2 separate regions of the Homo sapiens genome follow, and region 1 is linked to region 2. A link is an interaction called in ENCODE POLR2A ChIA-PET data of the cell type or tissue named here. Cell type or tissue: GM12878. All regions are shown on one strand.

Region 1 (4,000 bases), 49 kb before region 2:
CCCAGCTAGGGTGCAGTGTGGTGGTGGTCGGGGGCAGAGCATAGGGGAAGGAGCTGTCCACCCACTAGTCTTCACCCAGAAACCTGGTTTTTTTTCCAAGGCATCTTCAGAGATTTTGGGGTGCTTCTGGCTACTTTTGGCAAGCCCAGTGGGAGAGGCTGCTGACTACATTTGAAGGGAAGGAGTGGATCCTCTTCTTTATAGGTGAGGTTCCCAGACCACCAGCACCTAGCATGTGGGTGCATGATTATAACTTAATTCTTTTTGTTGTTTTGTTCTCTACTTTGGGACTTTTCAGTTTATTATTCCAAGGGATGAGGACTTGAACTTCAAAAAAGTGGTAGTCCCAAAGAATACTAAACTTGTGGGCAGTCTGAAAACAGGATGTCTAAAAAAAGAAGCTGAGAAGTTAAGACTCCTCCCAAAATATAGAAAAATAAGAAATATTTTATGTAAAAATGAATGCACATTTAGAGCAATAATCCTGTTTCTACACTTAATTCCACAAGCACAGAGAGCTGCCCTGTCTTGTCTGAGACTATGTACCCTGTACCTGGTACAGTCAGTGCTTGACAGCAAGTGGCCAGTCAATAAATATTTACTGACAGCTTCAATGGCTCCAAACAAGCCTAAGTAAATAGATGGAAGGAAAAGCCATGTAAACATAGATATTTATAACAGCATTATCTATAATAGTGAATGTCCTCGATCATACATTCACTCAAATAATAATTATATACAATTTATTTAATATATATTATATATAATATACATTTATTTATATTATTAATATGACATATAATATATAATGTTACTATGTGCTACACTTGTATCGAGGATATAGAAATATTTAAGATGGGAGGCCAGGCGTGGTGGCTGACGCCTGTAATCCTAGCACCTTGGGAGGCTGAGGCAGGTGGATCACGAGGTCAGGAGTTTGAGACCAACCTGGCCAACATAGTGAAGCCTCGTTTCTACTAAAAATACAAAAAAATTAGCTGGGCATGGTGGCAGGCTCCTGTAATCCCAGCTACTTGGGAGGCTGAGGCAGGGAGAATCACTTGAACCTGGGAGGCGGGTTGCAGTGAGCCAAGATCATGACACTGCACTCCAGCTGGGCGACAGTGTGAAACTTCGTCTCAAAAAAAAAAGAAAGAAAGAAATATTTAAGATGGGGCTGGGCACAGTGGCTCACGCCTGTAATCCCAACACTTTGGGAGGCCAAGGCAGGTGGATCACTTGAAGTCAGGGGTTCGAGACCAGCCTGGCCAATATGGCAAAATCCCTTTTTCACTAAAAACACACACACACACAAATTAGCTGGGTGTGGTGGTGCGTGCCTGTAATCTCAACTACTCAGGAGGCTGAGGCATGAGAATTGCTTGAACCTGGGAGGCAGAGGTTGCAGTGAGCCGAGATGGTGCCACTGCACTCCAGCCTGGGCAATAGGGCACGACTCTGTCTCAAAAAAAAAAAAACAAAAATTAAGATAGGCCAAGATTAGTGGCTCACACCTGTAATCCCAGCACTTTGGGAGGCTGAGGCAGGCAGATCACTTGAGGCCAGGAATTCAAGACCAGCCTGGCCAACATAGTGAAACCTGTCTCTACTAAAAGTACAAAAAATGAGCCAGGCGTGGTGGTGCGTGCCTGTAATCCCAGCTACTCAGGAGGCTGAGGCACAAGCATCGCTTGAACTCAGGAGGTGGAGGTTGCAGTGAGCTGAGATAGCACCACTGCACTCCAGCCTGGGTGACAGAGCAAGACCCTGTCTCAAAAAAAAAAAAAGAAGTATTTAAATGAAATGTTTCCCTCCCCCATTAAAAAATGATGTCATAGTCTAGAAGGGAAGATAAAAAGTGTCAGTTGCTATAAAGCAAAATGCACCTGAGGATTGTTTTCAACTAGAAGGAGGACTCTGACAATGGGCTGAACATTAAATATGACAGATTTAATGGGATCTTAAGCAGTCATTGAACAATGCAGATTACCTATGTATATGGAGAAGGTGGTAGAAAAACTTTATTAGCTTGAACCTGCAATCTAAAAAAACCTCAAATATTTTATATATGTTAGGTACAATCCTGTGAAAATTACCTATTACCTTGGTGATAAGCCAATATGAGAGAGAGAAAATATTTCCAATTTTAAGTGTTAGAGCTAGAAGAAGTTTAAGATCGTCTTACGGTGTGCTTTTCATCTGTATTCCTCAGGCAGCCTTTGAAGTTCCAAGTAGGTAGACACCTTGGATGGCCCACTGGGTAACCATCAGCCTTTTTTTTCCAAAGTAAAAAATAGTTTATTTTTTCTGGGTATAAAAGTAAATATGGGCCAGGCGCAGTGGCTCACGCCTGTAATCCCAGCACTTTGGGAGGCCGAGGCAGGCGGATCATGAGGTCAGGAGATCGAGACCATGGTGAAACCCCGTCTCTACTAAAAATACAAAAAATTAGTCGGGCGCGGTGGCGGGCGCCAGTAGTCCCAGCTACTCAGGAGGCTGAGGCAGGAGAATGGCGTGAACCCGGGAGGCAGATCTTGCAGCGAGCTGAGCTCACGCCACTGCACTCCAGCCTGGGTGACAGAGCAAGACTCTGTCTCAAAAAAAAAAAAAAACAAAAGTAAATATGTGCTCATTGTTAAAAATAAAAATCAGGCAATTCAAATAAGCATAGAAAGTGTGAAAATCACCCACTGTCTTACCTTCAAGAAATAACCACTGTTTATATATTAGTGTGCATCTTTTATATATTGGGTATATAGTTGTACTTATGAGATACCAACTATTTTTAAATCTTTTTTTCATTGAATAGATTGTAGGTATCTTTCCATGCCTATTAATGTAGCCTTACTTAATACTCTAAGCTTCCCATTCTATTCCATTATATGGAAATACTCTAATCTGTTTAGTCCCTTCCCTACTAATGGGTATTTAGGCTGCTTAAATTTTTTTTTTAATGCTGTGACGGACATTTATGCATACAAACAGACGTGTGTCCTTTTCTTCTTTCTCCCTTTCTGTCTTGGCTCTCTGACTCTCTCACTTTATTACTTCAGTTACTGCCAAATTGCCCTCTAGAAGGTTTGTACCAATCCTACTCCCCTACAGTGCTGGCAAGTATTTTCCAAGTCCCAGCCGCCACAGTTACTTCGGTTGATGGAGCATGAAGGGTGCTGGTGGAGGGGCACAGACATGGAATTAAGCAAAGCCGAGTCCTAGCTGGGCATGGTGGCAGGTGCCGGTAGCCCCAACTATTCAGGAGGCTGAAGCAAGAGGATCACTTCGGCTTGGCAGGTCGAGGCTACAGTGAGCCATGATCACACAACTGCACTTCCAGCCTGGATGACAGAGAGAGGCTTTGTCTCAAAAAAACAAACAAACAAACAACAAAAAAAAAACAACGATGAGTTTTCCACTTATACTGACTAGATGACACCTGAAGTTCTGCTGCTCAGTTAGTAGGATGACAGGGATTAAGTTTCCTGACTGACTCCTAGCCCAGGGCTCACTGTGACCCATACCATACAGAGTACTTCCTTTGCTTCTCCTTCCTTGGCAATTCATAAAGGGTTCAGTGGGCGCAGACTCCCAAATGTCAACCTGAATTCATTTCTATTTTAGAGGGTATTATATATCTTAACATACTTTCATATGTATTTATATGAAAACCACCAACCACCTTGAAGGTTGTCCCTATTTTATGGCTAAGAAAATGGAGACACTCCTTAAATGGCCTGTCCAAGTTCCTACCCAAGACTACAGGTAACCCCTTGGTCCCAAGCCCTAAGACCTCCCTGGCAAAGAAATGTCTAGGATGAAGCCTCAGTCACCACAAAAAAGTATGTTCTGTTAGTCTATGTGCTGTGAGAACCCAAAGTCGCCCTGACTGTTTCTGTTTCCCAATCTCAGGTGCCATCCAAGTGCCTTGTCTCTTCTTCTGGAGCTTCAATGGGCTTCTATTGGTGGTTGACACAACAGGAAAACCTAACTTCATCTCTCGCTA
Region 2 (4,000 bases):
GAGGTCAGGAGTTAGAGACCAGCCTGGCCAACATGGTGAAACTCTGTCTATACTAAAAATACAAAAAATTAGCCGGGTGTGGTGGGCGCCTGTATTCCCAGCTACTCAGGAGGCTGAGGCAGGACAGTCGCTTGAACCCGGGAGGCGGAGGTTGCAGTGAGCTGAGATCGCGCCACTGCACTCCAGCTTGGGTGACAAGAGTGAAACTCCATCTCAAAAAAAAAAGTGAAGCATACCAAAATTGCTATGTGCAAGAAGCAATCTGAATATGGTGGTGTTGAGAACACTAGAGGACTTTTCTGGCAACTATCTGCATGGCAAACCCACTATTTTCACTTGGATTACTTAAGGTTATTTTGAGTGTCAAGGAGCAGGGAGCTGATGCTACTACTGCTAATGAAGGATGAAGAGAAATGAGGGGTAGAAGGTGGGTGCTGAGGAATGGCAGGGCAGAGAGGAATTACTAACTGGGATGGTTGGAATAGGGATGGCGGCTCCTCTGTAAAGTGGAGTGGTTAATGACCACACGACCTCGAATGTCTAACCCCGAGATTCTTTAAGCCTCTATTTTCAAGTGTGTCTAACACCCCCTCATTCAAAGACCACCTAGGAAAGTCAGAGGGCCCCATTAAGCACATGGACTTTGCTATGGGATGGACTTAGGGTGGAGTCCCTACCTACTCTGCTCCTCACAGGGTCCCTCTGAACTTCACCTTCCTCTGTAAAATTGAAGTCATAGTTACATGGCTGCTGGAACAGTTAAACAAACAGAGCATACTAAGAGTACCTAGCACACAATAAATGCCCAACAAATGCTAATATTACAATTCACAAAGGAAGCTTACTATTTCCAAGCAATCGCCACCCTCACTCTGAGATAGAGATGGGGATGGGGGGAGATACACCAAATCATCTCTCAAAATGAAAGAATCAGAATGTACGGGAAAAACTCTTGGGGTGATTAATTGGTTCAATTCATACAGTCCAGACTGCAAATGAGGCCACCCACCTCACCTGGCTCTTCTGAGCGGTAATCCATGCCCACTGGATGGGGATACCACACCACCACATTGCCCTTCAGAGACAGGAGGCACCTGGGCCCCAGGGCAAGTTTCCCCAGGAAAGAGGAAGGCTTCCAAACTTTGTAGTTTAAAATGAGGAAAGACAGATGGGGGAATTTATCACAGGTCCCCCAGGGGTGCTTTGACATAAAGCCCTGCTTTGTTAGGGAGGAAGGAAGAACATGGCGAAGGCTGACAAGAGTTCCCTTTCAGTTGAAATTCAGTCATTCCACTTTTTACTCAGAACAGAAAAGGAAAACAGGCCAGGCTCAAGGAGTCTCTCTCAGCCTACTAAACCCATAACCCTGGCCAGTACACAGCCAGATAAAAAGATTTAAAAGTGTTTTCACTATTGTCTTCTTCTCAAAAGATCCTAAGGCTGCCGACCTTTGAAACAAAAACTACCCAGAGGTTCCAGATGTGAAGGTCTGAGGAGCAAGAACTTGGTTCAACCAACAGGTAGAAAGCACATGGGTGATTCAAACTCATCAGGTCACAGTAAAAAGATCTGGTAAGAGGCAGAGAGAAGCTAGAATTAAAACTGAGGGACCTGTGCATGAAAGGTGAGAAAAGGCTGAGCTATTCAAAGAAAGCCTTCAGGACCCAGAGTGGGTGACTAGAAGGACTACCAGATTTCAGGCCTGAACACTGCCAGGAAAATTAGGAAGACCAAATGCTTATTTGGGGACTGGTATCATCTCCTGGAGATTGGCATCTGAAAAGGCTGTTTACCAGAGAGCTAAGAACTACTACCTTGAGAACAAGGTAATCTGTTGGGTTTAGGGGCTGTATTACATTCACACTCACCCATCTGCTACCATACACTTGGCCGTTAGGTCGACCTCCTTCGGGTAGACCTCCCAGACCTCAAGTGTGGTGAAGCACCCTGCTATGTGCTCCCACGGTATTGTAAATGTTAAATGGGCTGGTTACTTATCTGCCCCTCCCCTGGGGGCAGGGACCACAGGGCTGCTTTCACAGCAGTACCCCAGTGTCTAGCTCAGGGCCTGGCAACACAGCAGACACTTGTTTAATGAATAGCGACTTCACACCAGAAGAGGCTTTGCTTGTCAAGTGCTAATTCCTGAGGTTATAGCCTCAACCCTTAGCCTTCAGCTGGGGCCCTCCCAAATACAGAGAAATTGCTAGTGTCCTAGAAACTGCTGGCTCCCAGAGGAACGCAGGCCCTAGCCCAGCTTTGACTCACAGGCAACCCAACTGCCTGATATCAGTGCTGCGCCTCAGTCCAGAATGCAACACTCACCAGTTGTATAACCCTTGGGAGCATTACCTACCATTCTACCCCAGCGTCACCCTCCTTACTAATATTGGGTCTACAGGTGTGAGAACAGAAAGACAGATCTCAACCACTGAGATTTCTCACCAAAGCACAAGAAATGCTAGCAGCAAATCGCAGATGCACGAATTACACGTGTAAATAATATGTAGTGAGCATTTACTAGATACCACACACTGTTCTAAACTCTGGGCATGGATTCTCTTAATCTTGATCGTGTTGAATTAGTTTCTTTCATTGGTCCCATTTTAAAACGAGGAACCCAAGACACATGGTGGAAAGGTTATTTGCCAAGATAACAGCCAGCAAAGAGAGGAACAGGATTTGGAGCCAAGCAGTCTGACTCTAAAACCTGTGCTCTTAACCACTAAAAGGAGGTGGAAGAGAAGCTAAGGGGTATAAGTTACAACCTTATTGTAGCCAACAGGACAGTTTCTCAATAGCAGGGATGCCTGGGCATCATTCTACATACTGGGGAAAACCAAAGCCTGTTGCAGGGAAGCCTAAGCTAACAGCTGGACAAGTGGCACCTCGGTGGTTGGAAGTGCCTAGTTTCCCTACCCAGAGAGGCAAGGGAAACTACCACCAAGCACACCCAGTTTGAGTCTAACTCCAGCACTCTGGCACTGGCAGCACTATGAAGAAAGAGACATTCCTTCCAGACCCACCTCCCAGTTCCTCTCAGTTCTCCCAGAGGCTGCTCAGGGGGATCCAGCTGACATGGATTGTGCCCCACCCTCAGCCCCCAGATATAAGGAAGGCCACCACTATCTCCCTAAGCCTGTGTCCAGGGACCCTGACTGTGGAAGGCAGCAATACCATCTGAAGGGAGGGTGAGGCAGGCAGGAAAGAGTGCCTGGGTTATACTACCCACCTGTGCCTGTCCCTCCCAGGCCAGCCTGGGGACAGATTAACTGAAAAGCCTGGCTACTTTCAGCTGTCATTCATCCTGGGGATGGGGTGGAGTCATAGAGGGGAGCCTGGAGACCCACAGGCCTTTCCTCCCATACTGACTGACCCCAGGACCCCCTAAGCAGGAACATTCTTCTATGGAGTAAAGAGAATGCCATGTTAGCCCTCCTCACCTTGGTCACCAGCTGCTGCTGTCGGTACCATCTCTCAGAGGCCTCTCTGCCCAGTCCTCCCACCCAAATTTCCCTAGACCTGCGGATGAAATGCAGGAGGGGCTGGAAGGGCATTCTTAGGGAGAGGAGTGGGCAGAGAAAGGGAAGGAGAGAAATGTTCAGGTCAGATCATCTTGAGTTCCCACTGAAAGGAAGCTGCAGACCACCAGTCAGCTCAGGAATGCAGAGTCTGCATCCCCTTGGCCCGGGAGGAGGAGCAAGGGTGGGCCAGGCTCCAGTCACATGATGCTGGCCAGCCTGGCCCAGCCCAGGCCCAGCCCCAGCTGACTATCTTTAGCCTGTGGTGACCCAGGTGGCCCAGTGCTCCCACTCTCCCCGCCCAGATGTGGACCCAGCCACCCTCGGGTGGCTGTGGCCACTCCCACTGCTGGTACCAGTCCCTGAAATCTTGCTTCAAAGCTGATCAATAATCAACACAGCTGAAATATATCAGCGGCCACTAAAGCTCCTGGCCTCCAAGTGCCAGCTCCCTAACCCAGCCTTTTCTAAAGAGCACA

What was found. Peaks named below come from ENCODE experiments on the same cell type or tissue, not always from the same donor. Only the 100,000 strongest peaks of a DNase experiment are listed, where the experiment ranks them.
Region 1: POLR2A ChIA-PET joins it to region 2 with 11 read pairs; 10 of 35 experiments call an interaction of 5 or more read pairs at or near these places.

Annotation. Positions count from the first base shown.
Region 1 is chr5:154,830,829-154,834,828 of GRCh38, reverse strand. It overlaps FAXDC2 (fatty acid hydroxylase domain containing 2), which reads left to right. Exons shown (of 9, transcript NM_032385.5): 4 at 101-204; 5 at 3,907-4,000. Among named protein-coding and RNA genes, the nearest start is that of MIR378H, 3.4 kb to the right of the region's middle. In GM12878, no CTCF peak of the experiment used is centred here; no DNase peak of the experiment used is centred here.
Region 2 is chr5:154,782,275-154,786,274 of GRCh38, reverse strand. All of the region lies in intron 1 of LARP1 (La ribonucleoprotein 1, translational regulator), which reads right to left. Among named protein-coding and RNA genes, the nearest start is that of LARP1, 29 kb to the right of the region's middle. RefSeq lists enhancers at 1,516-1,575, 1,786-2,005, 2,026-2,285, 3,887-3,986, 3,664-4,000. In GM12878, no CTCF peak of the experiment used is centred here; a DNase peak (open chromatin) is centred at 2,424; H3K27ac peaks cover 3,705 bases.